Regions from separate parts of the Homo sapiens genome. Here region 1 is linked to region 2. Evidence: chromatin contacts called from ENCODE Hi-C data. All regions are on one chromosome and are shown on one strand. Each heading gives the region's core, a stretch centred on a gene start or an enhancer-like site at or near the end of the contact. The rest is flanking DNA. Distances are from core to core; before and after follow the strand shown. Region 1 holds the start of PDGFRA (platelet derived growth factor receptor alpha). Region 2 holds the start of SGCB (sarcoglycan beta).

The links. Hi-C counts contacts between places; a loop is a spot of excess contacts on that map. Pooled maps may share reads with other maps.
Region 1: a loop to region 2 is called in a map of naive thymus-derived CD4-positive, alpha-beta T cell, with 8 times the contacts of the local background. The contact joins the promoter of PDGFRA here to the promoter of SGCB in region 2. A Hi-C loop is called at or near these places in 2 of 168 maps with a recorded cell type or tissue (CD8-positive, alpha-beta T cell and naive thymus-derived CD4-positive, alpha-beta T cell), 1 of 37 single-sample maps with no recorded cell type and 12 of 50 pooled maps.

Annotation. Positions count from the first base shown.
Region 1 is chr4:54,226,636-54,233,852 of GRCh38, reverse strand. PDGFRA (platelet derived growth factor receptor alpha) reads right to left here and starts at 4,560. Exons shown (of 23, transcript NM_006206.6): 1 at 4,438-4,560. RefSeq lists enhancers at 50-169, 1-530, 5,262-6,087, 6,916-7,217 and silencers at 390-499, 7,210-7,217.
Region 2 is chr4:52,033,515-52,040,237 of GRCh38, reverse strand. It overlaps SGCB (sarcoglycan beta), which reads left to right and starts at 1,939. Exons shown (of 6, transcript NM_000232.5): 1 at 1,939-2,011; 2 at 6,598-6,723. The coding sequence starts at 1,979. RefSeq lists a silencer at 1,727-2,166 and an enhancer at 2,407-2,526.

The DNA.
Region 1 (7,217 bases), core at 3,311-5,810, 2.2 Mb before region 2:
TCGTAAAACAAACAAACAGCAACAGGCCGCCCGCGGGGCAAGGGAGCTGGCGAGGGGCTGGAACGCAGAAGACGGCGCCTGCCCCCCAAGAACGCACGGGACCCGTCCTCCTCCACACTCCCCTGCTTCTCCCACATTGAATTACAAGGACGTCCCATTCTCAATCCAAACCCAGAGACCTCGGCCCCCTCTCGTCCACCCGGCGCCTCCCGGGCCCACACAGAGCCTGCGAGGAGTCCACTGGCTGCCCGGAGGAGGGGAAAGGTGACCCAGATTAGCCTCCGCTCCGGGCCCCCGGGGTTCCAGCGCTGCGCTCCACTGAGATAGCGGCGCCGACCGCCCGGGGCTGGGGAAAGCGGGATGCGTCCCCGGAGCCCACTAGAGGGCGCGACAGCCCCGCGAATCTTACCCGGCTCGCCAGCTAGCTCGCCCGCAGCCCAGGCTCCTGGTCCCCGACAGCGCAGCCGGGAGTGCTGCGCGCAGACTTCGCCCGGGAGGCTCTGCGCTCGGACTGTCCAGCCCCCGCCACTGTCCGGCTTCTGACCCCGGGACCCAGAGGAACACTGCGCGGTCCGCTCTCCCTCCCACCTCCACCAAGTCCTCGGCGGCTTGGTTGTCCCGGGGTTGGCGGCGATGCCCAGCCGCTCCGGGGACCTGCGCCCCTGCGCCCCTGCGCGCCGCGCTCTGAACCTCAGAGCTGCAGAGGCCGCTGCGCCCCAGGCACGACGCTCTGCGTTTGCATTGTTTTCAACTGAGACCCGAGAGGGGGCCGGGCGGGTGTGGAGAGAGGGGGGAGAGCGGGAAGAGAATCCGGGCGGGTGGGGGGAAAGGGGCCGAGGGGTTTAGGGTTACAGGAGCTCGCCAGCGCCTCCTATGGGCACGAGAGCCGCACGGCCGTGGGTAGCGGCTCACCGGGAATGCTGAGGAGAGCTAGCATGCGCCCTCTCGGCATTTAAGAACCGTTCCTGGCCGGGCGCGGTGGCTTACGCCTGTAAATCCCAGCACTTTGGGAGGCCGAGGTGGGCGGATCACCTGAGGTCAGGAGTTCGAGACCAGCATGGCCAATATGGTGAAACCCCGTCTCTACTAAAAATACAAAAATTAGCCTGGCGTGGTGGCGGGCACCTGTAATCCCAGTTACTCGGGAGGCTGAGGCAGGAGAATCGCTTGAACCTGGGAGGCAGAGGTTGCAGTGAGCCGAGATCGCACCACTGCACTTCAGCCTGGGCGACAGAGCGAGACTCTTGTCACACACACACACAAAAGTGCCTTCTGGTGCCACCTTGCCCGACACGCGCCATAGCCGCCTCTGCCCCCTCAAGAGTCCGCGCCCACCCGCGCTTGTCGCTCCCCTTTCGCGGGGGCCGAGAAACTGCAGTAGGAGGCAGGGAAGGAGGCGCCCCAAGTCGGGTTTCCCATTATTCCCTCCTACAATCTACTTTTTCAGCCCATCCCAGGTTCGCTCATTGATCAGTTTAAAACAAAAGGAAATGCCGCCGAGCCACTTCAGCAAACGACAACCATCTGGCAGAACCCGAATTAGGGGGAAGTTGGGAGAAGCCATTTGCCCCCGATCCTGCATCTTGCGCCCCAGGCGAGACCGAAAGATTATCTGCCGCCCCAAGGCTGATGCTGCGGTTGGACCCGGCGAGTTAGACCCGGGGAACCCTGAGACCCACACCTTTCGGTCACCGATCCGGCTTTTAGCTCTTTTCCTAGAATTGTCACTTTTCCACCAGCAACGTATAACCTGGTCGCAGCTCCCCGGAGGTCAAAGGGAGTACTTCCCTGTGGGGTCTGCAGGAAGGCGCTGGCCACCACGTCCCCAAAACGCGTCCCGCCGCTGCGCGCCGCCCACGGTCCGTCCCCAGGAGGCACAAAATGGGCCCGCCTCGGCGCCAGACGTGTTTGCAGCTGGAAAGCCCGGCCCAATGCCCCTCCCCCTGCATCCCTCCTCAGTCCGCGTCCCGAGAGGAAACTGGCCCAGGGGCGCAGAGCTGGGAGCCTGGGATCTCCTTCAAGTCCTTCTCGATCTAAGGATTTAAACAAGAGCCAGGGCACCGGGGGCTAACGACGGGTTCATTCTTGGCTTCCCCTCACTCTTGTGAACGAGGTCCAGCTGCACTTGGGTCAACCCAAAACTGCAAGCTCCGAAGCAGGGCCTGACCAGGGCGTCAAAGCGAGCCTGGTCGGCCTTGCGCCTGTCGGGGAGTCGAGGCAGGGCCTCCTCATCTTGAGGGTTGTGGAAAGGAGGAGGCCGAGGAGAAAGGGAGAAGAGGGGATGCAATTCAGCAGTGCCGGGGTCCAGGTTGACCAGATTAGGGGTCGGGGATGGGACAGCGCGGCGGCTGGGGAGGTGCGCACGCCCGGAGAGCCCCTTCCTCCCCTCCTGTGGCTCCGGGGATGTTTGTCCGGTGAGATGCACTGCGGAGGACTGTCGTGCGTTTGCCCTGGATGCTCCCTGCTCCAAAAATCTGTCTAGTTCTTGTCAGGAGCGACCGCGGCGAGGCGAGTCGGTCCAAAACATTGAGCAATTTGGCCTCGGAGCCAAAAAGCCATTTCCCACACCGCCCAGCCCGCGGCTTTTCGGACGCGGGGCGGTAGGGACCTGATATGGGCCCCATCCATGCTTGCCTCCCACCCAGGAAGATGGAGTGAGTGGCAAGTTCTTCCAGGCACTCCTTGCGCACATCCTGAGGTCTTAGCACAATTCGGGGAGCGAAGTGCGGGACCGGCGCTCTGGCTGCGGGAGGGATGCACAACGCACAGCCTGCCAGGCCAGCAAGTCCTTCCCGACCAAGACGCGAGGCCAGGCCATCGGCAGCTCTCGCACACCTGGCCCGGCCCAGGCTCCTGGCTCCCTCTGGCAACGTACTCGGGTTGGGCCACACTCGTCGCTCCGACCTGGCCGACACCCTCCCGGAATAGAACAGCTGATCCCACATATTCAATGCCAAATGGACGCCGCCCGCTCCCTGGGCGCAGCCGGGCGGAGTTAATTTCGTGTGTAAATCTGGTTTCCATGGGGGTAGACAGCAGAGGAAGGAGAAGTACGCACAGACGGCTCTGAAGCCGGCAGGGAGAGGAATGGAAAAAAGGCCAACTAGAGAGGACCGAGCAGCGCTGGGCGAGCTCAGACGGCAAGTGCCACGCACCCCCGCGCGGAGAAGGGTGCCGGGTAGGGGGTGTCCAGGGCTCGGGTGCCCGGAGGGAGAATATGGTTTACCTCCCACCTTTCTGTCTTACCTGCAAACAAGTTTCCCCAGTTCCAAGTCGTCCCTAACTTCCTCACAAGAAGTTCGGCACCTTCCTGGAGACCTTTCCTCTCTTCCTGCCTGCGGCCAGAACTGAGCGAAAGCAGAGCCCCCGGGCAATGCAGAAATGATTCCACCGAGGAGGGGGCGCGGGAAGACAGGCGGGGGCGGGGGCCACGGAGCACAATGAGGGCCCCTTGGTGTGCGGTTCGAAATTCCTCAAATCCCAGTTGCTGGAATGCGAGGCGACGACGACTTCTTCACTCAGGGCCAAATGTGTTTGTCATTATTCCAGACCGCCCGCCCGCGCCGCCGCTGTCGCCCCCGCGCTAGGGCGTGCAACCCGAGCACACTGCCCGGCAGGCACCCGCTCTCCCTGGCACCTCACTGACCCAACAAACCGCTCCAGAGCGCCCCAAACCCTTGCCCACGCCCGCGCGCCTCTGCTTGTCCCGCAGCCGCCTCACCGCCGCGCCAAATCTGGCCCCGACTCTCTCCCAGAGCAGCGCCGTCCAGTAATCACGCGCATTCGGCCGGCTCCCTGTGCTGTAGGCCAACACCGAGGTCCGGTCTCCAGCCGAGCCCAGCCCGCCTCCTGCGCCCCGCAACCCCTTCGCGCGCCCCCCTCCACGCTCCCCTCCACGCTCCCCTCTCCCCACCTCCCCCTGGTCCCCCAGCCGCGCTCCACACCATGGGCTGCAGCGCTGTCCCGCCAAACCGCAGGCGAGGAATGAAAACACTCATTTAAAACCTGTCGCCTTCCAGGACCCACTGCCAAGAAGAGGGCAAACACCTCTGCCTCCACCCCCAGTTCCTTGGTGTTCGGCCCAGTATTCACGAACACCACCCCCACTCCCAAAAGAAACCTCAAAAATGTAAGCCTAAACAATTTCTTTGGGAGGCCATAGGGTTGTTAGAAAAACATTGTTTTTAAAAATAGGTCTGGAAAATGTGTGTTTAAAAAAAATACCTAGACTTTCTAACTCTATGGTTATCTCCCACCCGTCCCCAAGTGAAGTTTATTCCGAAAAAAAAAAATTACTCTCTGGACACACAACTGGAATCCAGCTCCTTTTTTTTTTTCTTGTCGCCCAAAGTTTGAAGTTACTTCGCTTTCTCCAGTCCCAGAGTCTGATCAGGGACTTCCCTTATAAACAAAAAATCATTTTTTCTTTTCCCTTACCTTCTCCTCCGATGTTATTCCGCAATGAATGTCCCACACATGGAGTAAAGAGCGTGCCCACGGCCTCCAATGATCTCTTGCAGTCTCCTCCTCTGTTTCTCTCCCTGTAGCTCCAACAGTAATGGGCTCAAAAACCGCGTTTTGTAATTGATTCAATGTTATAGTCCATCCTTCTAAAACTAATCATTTGCTCTAAGTAAATAGCTGTCAGGAAATAAGCCCCCCCTCAACCTTGGTCTCTTCAAAATAAAAGTTTCTCTCAAACTCCCTGCGCTCCGAATCTCCCAGTGTCCAGATTGCGCCTTCGCTTTTTGCTCTTACGCAATCAGGGGGTCCAGTCCCAACCCCCAGACTTCGACAACAACTGGGGGGCGGGGAGAAGCAGACCAGATGGGATGGGGGGTGGTGGAAGGGGGAGGTGTTGGTGCTCTGCCGGGAAAGAGGTTTTGTGAAACTACAAACAGCCCATCATTTCCAGAATGAGTTTGCCTCCCCATTTTGGGGTTATTTTCTTAGACTGCTATAGTTTTGTATTCTCTTTGAAAAGAAGAAAAGGAACATACAAAATTGCATTTAATACCCAGAGAGAATATAAATCTAGAATCAAGAAATGTCCCTTCTACAAACTCGGCCCAACGAGAAATAGGGCCCTCGGGAGAAATCTCCAAGCGGTTGCGCCGTTTTGAACTAGGGGTCTTTTAGGGGAAGGGCTATATAGTTGCTAGTTATTTAATAGGATTGGGCAAACTGTTGAGTCCAATATGACAATGATGGGTTTTTGTTTTGTGTGGTGTGTGTGTGTGTACAAGACTGGGTGGTCTGAAATACGGTACAAAGAAAAGAGGGTCTGTGTAGGTTTGGAACGTTCTCCGATAGAACGACCTTTACTCCCTTGAAGTCACTTATCTGGTCGTGCCTTTGTTTTCGGGGTTATCTGGGCGAGGTTGCCCTGGCTTCTATCTCGCATACAAAAAAAGCTCAAGCTTGGGCGTTTGAGGAATCGTACCACCGCCTCCGCGTCGTGGGGGAGGATGCCTTTTGATTCTCCCTCCGTTCCCTCCCGCCGCGTGGGTCGAACCCTACGAATTCCTTGGAATTGACAGCTGAGCCCCAAACCCTGCGCCCAAGGCGAGAGGCCAGTGTCGGGAGGAAACGATCCTGCCGGCGAGGGAAAGGGGGCGCTGATGCTCCAGGAACCAGACCTGGGCAGAGTGGGGCTTCCCAGCGACAGCGGGGGAGGGGAGCGCGTTCACCTTCATCGCTCTCTGATTTTTGAATTCTCCTGTTGGGGTTGGGGGTCATCCTTCATCCTTCTCCCTCAACCCCACCCCAACACACGCACTCTGAAAATGGCCAAAGTGGCCAGGTTGGGACTGGCATGTCCAACAGCCGTCTCCTCCTTCACCAGGAGGGTGGACACAGTGCAGTGGACAGGGGAGAGTCACAGAGAAGTACTCCAACGGGCGCGGTGCTGTGCCTAACCAGGACAGGATCTTGGGATGTCAGCCTCGAAAACAGGGCGCCTGGGGCTGCGCTGGGGGTCCCATTGCCGCAGTTCTTCTACGCGACCCGCTCTCGTGCATCTTCAGCTTGGGTGACTGCACCGCTCGCTATTACTTCCACATGTCCCTTCAGGAAATCATTGAAGGCAAATATATGAACAGCCCCTTGTTCGGAATGCTAACAGGATACCGTAATGTTTGTAGAAAATGAGCGGGAACAAACGATCCCCCCAAAAATCAGAGTGCGGAATAAAAGGCAAAAGCGGGTGCTGGGCCACATGCTGTTAAGTTGAGAACCGGGTTTTTAGGCTAGTTGCCCCAGAGGGTAGGAGGCGAGACAGACAGCCTACCCAGAGGGGCTGCTTTGCTTCGGCGACACTGTTAGTCCGGTCAAGCCAGGGTCTTCCGTCCGCAGGGCCCCAGCGCTCTCCGCCCACAAATGGTAACTTCACAGTTCATTTCAGAGCCGTTTAATGGGGCCCGAGAAGCAGTCCGGGCGGGAGTGTCTCCAGGCAGCGACTCCTCGGGAGTTTAAAGCAGAAAGCAATGGATGAGCAAGCGAGCACCCAGTTGTCCTTCTGGTAGTAATTACCTGCCTAATTTGAATGATGCCTTTGTTATGATCATTAACAAACATTTGCTAAAGGTTTCCATGTGTGACATTCTGGAAGGTTTAAAGGCCTGAGGAGCTGACTCCAGGGATAGTGCCCCGGTGGGGGGTGGCGCAAGAAAGCAAATGGTTGGGGGAAAATTTTGCGGAGAGACTGTGCAAAGAAGAGAGGTCAACATCTGCCTCCTCTGCAAAAGCAAAATAAACCCAGTGGTCAGGAGCAACCTCCGGACAGGAGGCCCTCGAACCGAGGCGGTTGGTTCCTTAAACCGAGTCCTGCCCCCACAGCCCCCGCCCCTACCACTGCTCATAGGCGGGTTTGAATCCTGTTTTCCGCCTTCTAAGGCTGGTCCGAGGCTGGTTCGGGAGAAGTCGGGTCTGCGCCCGGCAGTCAGTCCGGGGCGTCGGGGGAAGGTGGGGCTAGTTCTTGCCGCGCTCTCCCAGTGTCGTTCTAAGATCCTTCGAGATCGGTCCCACGACGCCCCGGGTCCTGGGTGGTCCCGGAGCCGCAGGGGGCTAGAAACCTTGCCCTCCTGAGGCGGGCTGCGGGTCTTTTCTCCCCTTCTTGTGCTTCTCACTGGGCACCGTGTGGGGGGTGGGGGGAGGGGACCAGGCCACCATATGTACCCGGAGGAGAGGAGCGACATGCACTGGCCTGGGCAGCTCTG
Region 2 (6,723 bases), core at 690-3,189:
GGGACCTGTGTTTTGTGCTTCCAAATGCTAATATCATGCAACAGTCAAAAGAAAGAGCAAAATTAAAGGCTGTGATGTATGGTAGAAAGAGCAAAGACTAGTCAGATGGACCTAGATTCAATACTGGCTCTTTAGGAGTTGAAAAGATGGTCAGCCATTTAACCTCTACAAGCCTTGATTTCTTCATTTGTAAAAGAGGCATTGCCAGGCACAGAGTTGACTTTAAATGTCATTATTTCAGGGGAAAAAAGGCTGACAATAGTACATTTGAAAATAACCCACATTAAAATGTGGTCATGTGAGTGAATTGGATCTCTTTAAAAGAGAATAGAAATTGGCATTAAGAATAGTGGGATGTCCTGTCAGAGATGGACATCAGCGATGAGGAAAGAATCCAAGAGAAGGTGATATTCAAATAGCCAAAGGAGCATTTGGTTTCAGGAAAATTGGCTACCAGGTATCTCACCACCTAAGTGGGAGGGAGGTTGGCAAAATCAAGTCAGGGCTTAGAAATTGGGATACTGGGCAGATTTCTAAGATATCTATTAAGTTTAATTACTGTGCTAGACATTGGAGATTAAACGATGAGTAAGACACCTACCTTCCAGATAGAACACACCATCTTTTGAATGAAATCAGCAGGTAGACAAGATAAAAATACAATGCAATCTGAAGTGCTAGAAAAGGCTAGGCACACAGTTAAGGAACAGATCTGTGGGAGCCTCTGAAGCCTTTAGAGAAAATATGACGTTTGAATAGAATAGTTCTTGAAGGATGAATAAGAGTGCGCGTGCCAGGGAAGAAGAACTTTCCCAGCAGAGAGAAAAACGCAAAGCTTAGGAATTAAGGACTAGAAGATAGGAACTCAGAATCAGTTAAAAGCCCAGTTGTGCAAATTGATCAATGAGACCACAGGCAGAATATTAACACAGAGCCTTACTGCTGACTCCTGCATCATTGGGCTTTAACTTAGAATTTTCCTGCCTAAAATGCATGTTTGTCCCACAGACTCAGAGAGGAGTGAGTCTAGAGATATGAGTCAAGTGGTTCCAGCATTTAGGAAAAAAGAAATGCAGAGAGACTGATGACCAGCTAGGTACTGACTCCCACTGAATTAGACAGTACTAGGGCCCAAAGGTGCTTATTAGAAGTGATTCAGCTACATGAGGAACAGTTGCTATTGACTTCACTGCATTTTTTTTCAGCTAAAATAATTATTGGATTATATCTACAACAGGGAACAATGAATGTCTACTCAAGTAACTCGTACATTTGAGTGGCTTCCCGGTGTTCAGTAAATGTCCGTTCAATTAGGTTCCCGAGGATATACATGGTAACACTATCTCCAACACTAAATGAAAAATCCATCCCCAGTATCGCAGGATAAAAACATCAGACTTCATAGGCCTCCGAAGTCAAGCAGCCCGAAGGATTCAACGTCCTCCTTGAGGACTCTCAGTCTTCAAGACTCCAGCCACCTAAGTGACCACTCGTTCACTTCTGCCCACGCAGTCACCACGCCGGTCCGCGTCCACTTGTGGTCTCGATATCGGCCCCTCCCACCCTAGCCAAGGAGACCTTGGTCCGAGAAACAAAGAGAGCCTCACAGCTCCGGATGGCACCGATCTTTCAGCGATGGGGAACAAAGGGGAAGGGGAGAAGCGTCCTCGATTTTTGAGGGTGCCCTTTCTGAGGAATCTGCAGGCGGCCCGGGGTGGAGCGGAATCCCCATAGGCCCCTTCTGGCCCCTGTGCAATACAACGCGCCCCAGGCCAAGGTCCTAGGTGCAGGGGCCGCCGCAGAGCCTGAGCCCGCAGGGCTGGGATGCGGGTCGTCAGGGATGCGGGCTGGGGAGGGGAGGGTGTGAGCAGCGGGTGCCCCCAGTCCCCGCCAGGGCGCAAGCGCAGGCGCGCAGGGTGCGGTCGCGGAGGGGCGGGCACAGTCGGGCGGGGAGCTCGGCGGCGGCGGGCGCGGGAAGATGGCGGCAGCGGCGGCGGCGGCTGCAGAACAGGTCTGTGAGTACCGCCGCGGCCGCGGGCTGGAGGAGCGGGGGAGGCCGCGTCCTGCCGGCTGGGCCCGCGGGAGCCCTGGCCGGGGGTGCGGGGGGCGCGGGCCGCAGGGTCTGGGTTCGGCGGGGCCGATCGGGGCGGGGCGGGGCGGGAGGAGCTGTGCCCCGCCGAGGATGCTGGCACAAGCTAGGGACCAGGAGCCAGGGGCGGCCTCGGGCTCGGCCCGGCCTGGCTGATCCTCGGAGGGGGTGAGGAGGGGTCTCCTTCCGGAGAGCCTGGGAGGCGGTCGAGCCAGCCTGGAAGCCTGCGCTGGGACGTGCCAGGGACGTACCCCGTTCAGCCGCCAGCAGAGATTTGGATAAAAATAACCGCAGCCCCAGCGAGAAGGCTCCTCTTACAAGAAACGGGTCAGCTGTTGCCCCGGTGTCAGCTTGCCATCTTTGTTTTTTGTTTCTGCCATCTCCAATATGCAGACATCCCAGATTTCCCCTCACGCTTTGGTTTTTGAAGATTTAGTCACCAGTCTAAAACTATCTCCTGTTCACTTTTAAAAATGATTTATCCAAGATTTCCTGACCTGCATTGTAAACTTGTAACTTAGAATGGTTTAAAAGGCTCCTCATCCCCCCAAAATCTAGTTATACGTATGCATACATGTACATGCATATGTGTGTGTGTTAATATATACATACACGTAATCGCTAGGGTGATTTATTGTAATACAGATAATTTTCAGTAACTTTCCCCCTTACCTAACTTACTTTTCCTTTGAACAATTATAGTAGTTTCTCTTTAAAAAGTCTCATTCTAAAACATTGTTGAAAAAAATGAGTCAAGTTTTGACCTTTGGAACGATTTTCTTAGATAATTAACTTTTTAGAGACCTATTAGATATATGTCACTGGAGGGCTCATTCTGAAGATAAAAGACGTAAAATCTCTCTTCAAGGAGCTTAAAGTCATACAGCCAAATACATGCAGAAAAAATCAGCTAAAGACAATAGGCAGGCTGCAGATTTGTAACAGTAAAATAAAACATAGAGGAATGAGTGAAACTGAAAGGAGACAAAACTTCTTGGAGTTGGTATTTAAATTGTGCCTTGGCTTTCCTCATTTCCCGCCTAAGTTATCAGCTTCTGTTTCAGATGATTGTTTTTCCATCTGGTTCTATTTTTGCTTTACACATAAGTGGGGCAGTCTGATCCGTTACTCAGTCTCCACTTCAAATTTACGCATTACGTCTCCAGCCCTGAACTTAACTGAATTTTCCATAGGCACCTCAAACTCAAAAATGTTCAAAACTGGACTCTGTCATACTTACTATTAAAAAGGCTACAACCATCCATTCACTTGTTTAACCTAGCCAGAAACTTAGGACCAAGGCCATTTTAAGGGAGCTGAGAAGGACCTGCACTTGGTTTAATGTTCTGCTGTCCTGGGCTTGAGATTTAAACAGTGAGCCCCACATTTTCTTTTCCCCCTGGGCCCCACAAATTATATAGCCAGTCCTATTTGGGAGTCATCTTCGACCCCTTTGTGCCACACTCATATCCAAACAATCACGAGATCCTGACAGTTCTACCTCTTAACACCTTTCCCCAGACTTCAGCTTCAAAGTCAAACCTCAGTCAGTACCTCATTGGGACTCTTAGAGAAACCTGCTGTTGATATCTTCACTTCTAGGCTCTTCAGTTCCAGTTCATCTCTTTTTGGAGTGATTTTACTACAATGCAAATCTGATTGTATAGGAAACCTATTTTAACTCTTCAGTAGTTCCCCTTTGCCTTCAGGATAAAGTCCATTGTTCTTGTCATGGTATTTATGTTGCTTACTGGCCCCTAAGCACATCTCTCATTGTATTTCTTGCTTCATCCCTACACCTATCCTTCTCACCATCCACATAAAGTGACCAAAATTAGTTCTCCCAGAGATGGTTGCCTCTCAAAGTCTCCATGCTTCTTCCTCTGCCTAGAGTGACCTTCTTAGCTCTTTTGCCTGGTTAACTCCTGTCCATCCTTCAAGAGTTAACTCAACCTTCAGCTTTTCTTAGAAACTTTCCCTGATGCCCTTGCCTGCTAGGTGGAGATGCATTCCTCTTCTGTACCCTTTCTGTATTGTATGCATTGCTCCACTACAGCACTTGTCATGCTTTGTGAACTGTTAGTCACCTTGTCTGTCTACCTGACTGGCCTGTAATTAAGCTCCTTGAGGGTGGACACTATGTTCATCCTGGTAGCTTGGAGCACCTGGCTTATAGTAACTATTCAATAAATGTTAAATGCATCAAGATGAAGACAGTAATGTGCATGGTTTGGCAGAGAAGAGTAAAGACTACGTCTCAGGAGGGATGAATTTTGTCCTTTCTCTCTTTTATGTGGACCTATATTCAAACTTTGGCTAACACTTTTAAGTTGCCCATCTGTTAGGGCTGTCAGAAGCCTGAGGTTCTTTTTTGGAACCTGACTACAAATTCTGTTAAGTCTTCTCTTAAAGTATCTACTTAATCTCTCCTTTTTCATCCCACTTTAGTTTAGGTCCTCTTAACCTCAATCCTCCATTACTACAACATCCCCAGCAGCTTACTTACTGGTACTCCTCTTTCTTCTCTCTCGTACAAATGCCCACACCTTTAACACTCTGAATTTGTGCTCAAAAACCTCCAGTGACTCCCAATTAAATAGAACATAAAGACTAGAATTTGTACCCTGCTGTCCAAGAACCTTCACAACCTGGCCCTACTTTTCCAACTTCCTCTTCCCTGCCTTGCCATATCTGACCCATCTACTTCTCCCCATTTCCCTAACAACTCCAGGTCATCCTGTCTCTCCTCCCTTTGAACTCTGCAGTGTGTATTGCCTAGACTATTGATTTTGGCACCTGAACATACAGAGTGCTTTATTGCATTGTTAAATATTTTATGTTAACATGTACACAAATCATATCTGTTAATACATAGAGGATAAGGACCCTTTCCTATAGTTCTTTTGTATTCCTATCTATGGAATTAGTGTTTAAGCGTAAAGTGCTTAATACATGCGTATTCAACAACTGAATTTTCTCAGAGCTTTAAGAAATAAGTAGGACAGTATCCATTTCTGCCCATTTCTTTTGTGCTCTTGATATTCAAGATTATTACCCAAAATGTCATTCAACCATAGTCTAGGTCAGAGGTTCTCAAATCATTTTGGTCTCAGGTTCTCTTTACACTCTTAAAAAATGGAGGATTCCAAAGAGCTTTGGTTTATGTGGGTTATATTCATTGATATTTACTATAGGAGAAGTTAAAATGGAGAAATTTTTAAAGTACAGGGCTATACAAGCATACATTCTGTTGAGTGATGATGCCATCACATTGGTCATGTAGCCTTTACATTCATGGGCCTAGGAGAGTAAAAACAGCAAACAGTATCTCAGTGTTATTTCAAAAATACAGCCCCCCAAAGGGTTTGTGGAACCCTCCCAGGACTCCCCACCCTGCATTTGAAAACTACTGATCTAGGGTAATGTGAGCTCTAGTCAGTGAAATTATAAGTAACAAACTATGTCAGCCTTTCCGGTCTTATTTTCATATAAATGAAAATATATACCGTTGTCCCTCAATATCTATGGGGGATTGGTCTCAGGACCCCCAAAGGATAGCCAAATCCATTGATGCTCAAGTCCCTTATATAAAGTGGTGCAGTTTTTGCATGTAACCTCTGCACATCCTCCTGTATACTTTAAATCCATCTGCAGATTACTTACAACACTGAACACAATGTAAACACTATGTAAACAGTTGTTATACTGTATTGTTTAGGGAATAATGACAAGGAAAAAGTCGTACATGTTCTGTACAAATGCAACCATTCCCTTTTTTTTTTTTTTTTTTTTTTTTTTTTTTTTTTTTTTTTTTTTTGAGACGGAGTCTCGCTCTGTCGCCCAGGCTGGAGTGCAGTGGCGGGATCTCGGCTCACTGCAAGCTCCGCCTCCCGGGTTCACGCCATTCTCCTGCCTCAGCCTCCGGAGTAGCTGGGATTACAGGTGCGTGCCACCATGCCCAGCTAATTTTCTTGTGTTTTTAGTAGAGACAGGGTTTCACCATCTTGGCCAGGCTGGTCTTGAACTCCTGACCTCGTGATCCACCCGCCTCAGCCTCCCAAAGTGCTGGGATTACAGGCCTGAGCCACCGCGCCTGGCCTCAAATATTTTTGATCCACAGTGGTTAAATCCATGGATATGGATCCCATGGATATGGAGGGCCAGTTGTATACGTAAAAAAATTAATAAATTATTAATAAAAGCAGTTACTCACTATAGGATACGTATGACAACTCTGCTCAGAAACAAGCTGTATACTTTGACAGTGGGACTGTTGAAAGCAGAGAGGAAAAATATCAGATAGTGACCTTGAAGTTTCTTCTGTACTTTCCTTCTAAGCACAGTTATGCCCTTATTTGGAACTGCAACTCAATGTGATTTGCAGTTTATTCATGGAAAATGTGTCAGTAACCAATTCAGCTTGCTATAGCTATGAATTTGCACCTAATAGATAAATGCACCAAAACGAGAGGGTATAGCTGTTCCATTATGTTGTATTTCATTTTTAGCAAAGTTCCAATGGTCCTGTAAAGAAGTCCATGCGTGAGAAGGCTGTTGAGAGAAGGAGTGTCAATAAAGAGCACAACAGTAACTTTAAAGCTGGATACATTCCGATTGATGAAGATCGTCTCCAC